Linked DNA regions of Homo sapiens: region 2 is linked to region 1. The links are chromatin contacts, found by Hi-C or POLR2A ChIA-PET in ENCODE. All regions are on one chromosome and are shown on one strand. Each heading gives the region's core, a stretch centred on a gene start or an enhancer-like site at or near the end of the contact. The rest is flanking DNA. Distances are from core to core; before and after follow the strand shown.

Region 1 (3,805 bases), core at 965-3,464:
CTAGAACAAATTCCCTGCCCTCTGAGTATGTAACTTTGGGCAAGAGTCCCTTGTTCAACTCCTCTTACTTGGTTACTGAGGTGATAATCAGTCTCCCTCAACATGTGTCACTATTATCTATCATATGCCTGGCACTATGCCAGGGTACAGGATATGGCCCTCTGCCTTCTAGGAGCACATGGTCTGGTAGAAGTGGAAAGACACAGACCTGAATAACTGACATAAGGCAGAATAAGGTGAGTGTTGCGATGGAAGCACAGAGTGCTGTGGTAGCACAGAGGAAGGAATGATTACCATAAAAAGGAGAATTAGGGACCTGTAATACCTTTGTAGAGTGAAAAGGCTTCTTGTGGACTTTGTGTAAGGTGTTGATGTATCAAGGAAGCGTTCCACAGGGAGGTGAGTAATGCAAGACCAGGGCTGAAGTTTAGACTACACAGGACATGTTTAGGGATGAGTGAGTAGTTCTGTGAGCGAGACAGGAGGATGCCGGGGTAGAGGGAAGTTGGAACGTAAGCTAGTGGGTTCTACAGAGGAAGGGCTTTGATCTGCTGATCAGAAGGTTTGGGCCAAGCCCAGGAAAAGGGATAGCAGCAACATACGTTTGTTTATTCATTTGCTTACTTACAACAAACGTTTATTCATTATTTATAATGCAACAAGCATTAACCTAGGTGCTAAGGAGAGAAAAATGAGTAAGACACAGTTTCTTTCCTCAAGGAAATCACAGTCTGTTGGCAGAGATAAGTAGTAATGGTGCCTAATATAGGTAACACTTGCTACCTGCTCCAAGAACAAAGTTAAGCAAGTGATTAAGTTAAGCAATGCTTAGAGGTAGAGGATGTAAGAATGGCCTTAAAAAATGTGTCTTCTGAGATGAGTTTGAAGGATAAATGGAGTAGGAACTTGCCAGATTGAGGTAAGAAGCCTTCCAGACACAGCCCAACAATGCAGCAAAGCCCAATGCTTGACTAACTGGGGCACACAGGGAACACTGCAAAGTTTGGTTTGGATCCTAGAGTGGAAAAGGGAACTAAAGAGAAAAGATTGGTGAGATGAGTTGGGATAAACCTAGGAGTTTGGGCTTAATCCTGAAGCATTGAGGCGGTGTTGAAAATGTTTACACTGGGAAGTTAGGAAAGTAAATATTAGTAGGATGGAAGGATCAGAGAGGCCCTGGGCAGAAATCATAATGTGGGTGACTCCCAGGTTTCTGGCTTGAGTAACTGTTGCCATTCCCAAAATAAGAGAGGCAGGAGGAGAAGAGTTCCAGAGGAAGATGATGAGTTCATTCTTGAGTATGTTGAAGGTTATTGCAGGGTGCCTGTGATGCTCTTGCAACCCCATCCCCACCTTGAAATCCTTCAGAGGCTCCCCGTTCCCTTTAGTCCTGGCCTGGCCTCCAGTGTCTTCTCTCAGCCCTGCCTTCTAATGTGCTTGCTGCAGCCTGAGCAGCTTCGAGTTTCTAGAACTTGCCAGGTTGTGTTCTACATCTTTGAGCCTTCAACTAGAACACCATTTCCCTTCTCCTGCCTTCTGCCTGGCCAGTTGTGGCTCATCCTTCCAGACTCACTCAAGATAAAACATCTCTGAAGGAGGCTTCCCTGACATTGTCTACCACCACCCCCAGCAAGGGCTGATACCAACTGTCAGCAGCTACATACTCACCCCTACTTGACTGTAATGATTTGCATCCATGTCATCTCCTGCCCTACTGTGACATTCCCAGACCACCCCTCACTGGGCAGGTGGCATCTCTGTATCCCTTTTGCCTGGCCCAGATGGAAATTAGGACATCAGTAAATGTAAAATGAACAAATCCAGATGGGAGCATCCAACAGAGAGTTGGAAATTCCAAAAAAAGCAAAATGAAAGGCACCAAAAAAATGCATACAACATTAACACCTTATGTCTACCATTCGCTCCCCCCGCCACCCCCGTCCTCTTCCCTAAGCACTACATTATCTAAAGCCTAGATGTTCAATCATCCAAGCCCATGGCTGTTGGCTTGGTTATGTGTCTGGAATGGAACAGAAAGGGAGGAGGAGTGCAGAGGCCCAAGGAGGAGCATCAGTGAAGGTTTGGAGACTGACCTGGAATTCCTAGCCATCATGGTGGGTACAGTTTACATGAGAGGAAGCCTGGCTTTACACACCTGTTTCCTCTTTCTAAGCTCTGGCCCCTATTTTCTAACACCATCTGGTGGCCACATCTGTAAATAACAAACTCCTCAGGAGCTGAGAGAGCTTCTATAAGGCAAAAGGTCCAGGGATTGGCCTCAGAGGGCTATTATGTATTACAGCCCCAACAAGTTTATATGTATACGAGATTTGCCTTTTCTGATGAGACACTCCAAGAGCTTTTGACCAGAATCTTAAAAACTCCTATAGCCTCCAAAAGGCTTAGAATCCCTGCTACAAAGGATTGATTCTTTTTTTCCCCAAGTGAAATCCTATGAAGAATCATACACAAGCTAAAGAAGCAGACCTAAATCCCTGCTTGCTCAGAACCTCACCCTCCAATTTCCCAAAGCACTTACAGAGAACCTGGAATCTAGTTTGAAAACCACTCTTGTGAAACGAAGGGCTTGTAGAGCATCGGGGCCAGATGGGCCCTTAGAAATCATTGTGACGTACTAGGTCCCACCTGAGAGAGGAGGCTTGGTGATACACACAGCACGTATCAGTAGCAGTACTGGAACCTAACACAAGTCTCCCCTCTTGTTTCTCTTCTCTTTTTACTGCTTGCCTTATTGCCCAAAACCTAAATTTAAAAATGTACTAATCAAAACTTTTTCTATATATAGTTCCCAAACAGGAAACCATTCTTCATATAGATTTCTAGGTCTCTGGAAAGAGATCTTTCCCCTCAAAATGCCTCTTAACCAACCATAAATCATGGTAGAAAATAAATCTAGAGCTTACGTTTGAATAGTTTGTTGTTTGTTTGTGTTGGGGCGTGTGTTTTTTTGAAACAGGGTCTCATTCTGTTTACTAGACTGGAATGCAGTGGTGCGATCATAGCTCACTCTAACTTCGAACTTCTGGGTTCAAGCGATCCTCCTCCCTTAGCCTCACCAGAAGCTAGGACTACAGGTGTGCAGCACCCTGCCCAGCTAGTTCTTTTTTTTTTTTTTTTGGTGGCAATGGAGTCTTATTGTGTTCCCAGGCTGGTCTTGAACTCCTGGCCTCAAGTGAACCTCCCACCTCAGCCTCCCAAAGTGCAGGGATTACAGTCATGAGCCACTGCACACTGCACCTGACCCAAATAATTCTTTTCAACTTACAACATCAATACCCATGGGCTAGTTTCACAGTGGCAGAATAGACTCAGAGAGGTAAAATGACTTGTTTGCTGTTTCCTGTCATCAACTTAAAGGTTCTTTCCACTGTCTCACAACATTTGTGTTCGAATGTGCATATTCTGCGGTACTTAAAACAGTGAACAAATAGGCAATCCATCTGGCTTATTGATACTTGTTCAGGGAGTGGGGGTTATAACCCCTGCTATTAACTGCCATTTGGAGATGGGGGACGGATGAAGTCTAACATTGTTTAAACATTCATATACTAGAGTCTGAACAACCTTCAAAATATGCTTTTAGTCACCATTTTACAGATGCCTAAACCAAAGTATAGAAAGAGAAAGTGCTTTGCCTCAAGGTCACACAGCTAGTAATTGTCTCACCCTCCTGCCCTTTCCCTTCTTTCTCTTTTAGGAGTGCCAGCTTCTCTCAGGGCACCAGAGCCTCTTTTCTCATGAGGAGTGACACAGCTGTACAAAAACTTGCCCAGGGCAATGGACA
Region 2 (4,028 bases), core at 808-3,307, 150 kb before region 1:
AAAGAAGCTATTCAAGACCACCTTCTAGTAAATGAGATGGATGGGAGATGGGACATTTTCAGTGGAAGAAACAACTTAAAGGCACAGAAGTGAAAAGGAGCAGGTGATCTTCAAGGAATAATGTGTATAATTTGGTATTGTCAACCTTAAATAGTGAGATTCAGAAAATACGATTAAGTAGAGTCTATTTGAGTACAAAGCTTAAGTATGGCCACCTGGGAGACACTGACTCCAAATGAATGGGGTCAGAGTTTCAAAGTAGAGAAGATAAGGTTTCACTTACATAGGCAGAGACACAGAAATTTTAACAGGATTACAACATTTCCCATACAAGACCAGTGCATACGTTACAGTGATTTGACTGGTTACAGATTCCTACATTCCAAGGAAGATTACTCCATGAGGAGGGACAACGTTCTGAGATGGTCTTATCTCTGGCGCCATTTGGTCTTAATTACGGGGTGGGGGGTTTGGGGGTGGGGAATGGGGGCAGAAGTTGCAGCTGCATGACATGTGACTCAGGCTGCATAGCCACATTCCTCCCAAGGCTCCGAATAATTTAAAGTTCCAATAGCTTTCAGTTTGAATTATTTAATTTCACAGTGTGTAGTGGACTTGGAAGTGTGATAGGAGACAAGAGTGGAAAATGTAGATTTAGGCAATGTTATAGAGGCCTTTGAATGCTGTGTTTTATTTGCATTTTATTCTACAGCTATTAGGGAGTCTTTGTCATCCCAATTTTCAAATGAGGCCTTAGAAATGTTCTCATTCCTGTAATCCCAGCACTTTGGGAGGCCGAGGCAGGCGGATCACGCGGTCAAGAGATTGAGACCATCCTGGCCAACGTGGTGAAACCCCTGTCTCTACTAAAAATACAAAAATTAGCTGGGCATGGTGGCACGCACCTGTAGTCCCAGCTACTTGGGAGGCTGAGGCAGAATCACTTGAACCCGGGAGGCGGAGGTTGCAGTGAGCTGAGATCACACCACTGCATTTCAGCCTGGCGACAGAGCGAGACTTCGTCTCAAAAAAAAAAAAAGTTCTCATTCAATGTCATTCACAATTATTTTATATTCCACTAAGCAGGGGAATAAATACCTTATTGAAAGAGTGCTTGTAGACTTATGCGGACATGGATTTATAGTCCGGCACTCTCTTGCATACACAAAAAAGAAAAGTATAAATGAAACATTGGTAAAGAAATTTCTAAAACTACTTCATAATCAATTCTAGCTTTCAATCACTTTTTAATTCATTGTCCATATTTGCCTACATAATAACTGCCCTGCATGCCATCAAGAGTATTGATGGTGCAACATTTCTTAAAAATGATTCAACATTGTCTTCAAATTTTTCTTTCAGGTTACTGACACGTATTTTGCAAGTTTCAACTTTGGCACTTTCTTGGTCTTACTAGAAGATCTTAGCAAAAAGTCTCACAACTACTGAAATTCATGTTTCTCCTTAAAATGGCCCTTGATTTATTTGTTCAGGGTTGTATTTGTTCAGTCACAATGACAGACATGACAACCAAGTACACTCTTGTGCAGGCAATGACAGCTGTGTCCTGACTGCAGCTTAACTGTAAGACACTCTCAACAGTAGGAAACATTCTGATTTTGATGTTAAAATAGAACTGAATTTGAATTAATGAAATATAGTAGCTTGTTGAAAATCATAGGATGGTGAAGGTATCAGGACCCATTTGCTCACTGTTATCAGTCCAGCCAGTAGGAAATCTGTCTTGTCGGTCAACTGTGTGAGAAAACCCTTTCCTAAAAAGAAGCTTTACCTTATCTATTTCCCTGTTATTTTGAATTTACACTTACTAAGGAGGAAACCAAGGCAAGAAAGACAGCCAAGGACATTTTAATTGACTCAAGAGATACTTACTTTTAACCAAGTCTTTTATGTTCTGGAAAGTGCCTTGAGATCTTTTAATAATCTTGCCAAATCAGCATTTCAATTTGGTACTCAGGATGAGTGATTAGAAGTCATGACAAATCAGCTAGCTTCTCTGTGGAGAATAGCTGAAGCCTCTGGAGAACCACAGTCTTAAATTAGTCTGAAGAAGCGTGAGGTCACAACAGGAAGTAATGTGAACAGGAGGAGTTACTGATCAGATGGTTCAGAGAGCTGGATGATCTTAATAACTTGATTCCAATTTTCCTTGTATGTAACGAACACTTATTGATTGCTTCTCTTAAATTCATCTCCTTTCTCCTTCCTTGCAACACCTTAATTTGTGTTCAGACATCTGTGTGATTCTGGGGAAGCTGGCTCCATCTATCCTAAGCTTCAGGTTTGGCTAGTTAGCACATTGCATTCCCTCAGCCACCATGATTATTTTGGATTGGGCATGTGATCTAAGCAGGTATAGTCTGAGTGTATTCTAGTTGGTATGGTAAGTGGATATAAGGCCTCTATTCTGCCATATGATTTGGTTAAATATAAGAAGTGTCTATGGGGCACAGTGGCTCGTGGTTATAATCCCAACTACTTGGGAGATGGAGGCAGGAGGATTGCTTGAGGCCAGGAGTTCAAGACAAGCCTGAGCATTAAGACTCCTGTTTCAAAGAAACAAAACAAAAGAACAAAAAGAAAAAAGTGACTATGAATCCTGTACTCTGATCCTAGGCTTACAAAGAAGTTCACACCATCACAGATATGCAGTCAGGGTGAAGGGAGAAAGAGAGAACCAATGCCTTCACATCAGGGTTGCTATGAGAATTGAATGGGATCTTGACTGTAAAGCACCTTGCAGAAAAGTCTGACATAAAATATAAATTCATGTTTTAAGGACTTTTGGAATTGCTAATGACAAAAACCAACTCAGGTAAATTTAAGCAAGAAATAGAAATGTAATGGTATGATAATAAGGAAGCTCAGAAAATGGAAGAAAATTTTCTAGATACCAGGCGACCTTGGGCACACAATCATATTTTAATGGCCCAAGGGCGCTCATTGTATCTCATACTGCTTGTCTGTGTTTGGCTTTCTTTTTTCCTGTAGGCAAGCTGTCTATAGGTGATAAGAAAGGAGATCACTGGCAACCCTCAGTCCTCTCATCTCTGTAACCTAAAAGGCAAGGTCCTTACTTTTAGAACTCCAAATTTAAAATCCTAGGGAAGGATACTGACAGTTGGGGCCATAATTCTACCCCTGGACTGAGCCATTATGGCCAGGGAATTGGAAACTACGGTAGTCAGACTAGAGCTACCTGTGCCTCACCTGACACTCACGTGGTAGGTGTGGAGAGGGATGAGTGACAGCTTCGCTCAGAATCATGTTTGCATCTCGTGGAAAGCAATTTCCTCCATGAGAAAGGGAAGCAGTGCTGGATAGTAAAACAAGTATCCAGTTATTCAGTACTTGCTTTTTGTCTGAAGCAGATTCATCCTCCTTATCTCTGGCAGGGTGGAGGGAAAATAAGAAAGTAGGAGAGAGAGTGAAGTGTAAATTTTATTGTGTACTTAACTACGTAGTAAGTAAACTTTGCAGGTATGAGCCGATTGCATCTCATTTAATCTTTGCTACAATACTGTGCGATAGATAATATTCTCATGTCAGCCAGAAACAAGCTCAAGTTAAGAAACTAGCCCAGGACCATATAAAGCTGAGTCCACTTGTCTCCAAAGCATAATAGGCTTTTCTGCTGCTACCACGTTCTTCAAAATAAAGTGAGTTAAACTTGCCTGGTCAACATGCCGGTCCCCTGTACTCCCTGCTACCGACTCAATGTTTGTGTCCCCCCAAAACCATGTATTGAAATTCTGATCCCCAGTGTGATAGAATTTGGAGATGGGGCCTTTGGGAAAATTGAGTCATGAGAGTAGAGCCCTCATGATGGGATTAGTGTCTTTATAAGAAGTGAACACACACAAGAGAACTTCCATCCAGTCGCCTTTTTCTGCCATGTGAGGACACAGCAAGAAGGCAGCCCTCTGTAAAGCTGGAAAAGGGCCGTCACCAGACACTGGACCTACTAGTTCCTTCATCCTGGACTTCCCAGCCTCCAGAACTGTGAG

What was found. Hi-C counts contacts between places; a loop is a spot of excess contacts on that map. ChIA-PET counts read pairs that join two places held with the same protein, here RNA polymerase II (POLR2A). Pooled maps may share reads with other maps.
Region 2: a pooled map shows a loop between it and region 1 (2.3-fold over the local background). The contact joins two enhancer-like sites. A Hi-C loop is called at or near these places in 1 of 168 maps with a recorded cell type or tissue (Caco-2) and 2 of 50 pooled maps. POLR2A ChIA-PET finds 5 or more read pairs at or near these places in 5 of 52 experiments (Caco-2, GM10248, H1 and 2 more).

The regions. Positions count from the first base shown.
Region 1 is chr11:78,226,965-78,230,769 of GRCh38, reverse strand. It overlaps GAB2 (GRB2 associated binding protein 2), which reads left to right. Exons shown (of 10, transcript NM_080491.3): 4 at 3,719-3,805. It also overlaps a transcript of USP35 not described here. Among named protein-coding and RNA genes, the nearest start is that of USP35, 40 kb to the right of the region's middle. Within about 2 kb of position 2,214, at least 3 of the 41 ENCODE cell types and tissues checked have a DNase peak (open chromatin) inside an H3K27ac peak, as active enhancers do.
Region 2 is chr11:78,377,225-78,381,252 of GRCh38, reverse strand. The region is part of intron 1 of GAB2 (GRB2 associated binding protein 2); the gene reads left to right. Among named protein-coding and RNA genes, the nearest start is that of GAB2, 39 kb to the left of the region's middle. Within about 2 kb of position 2,057, at least 3 of the 41 ENCODE cell types and tissues checked have a DNase peak (open chromatin) inside an H3K27ac peak, as active enhancers do.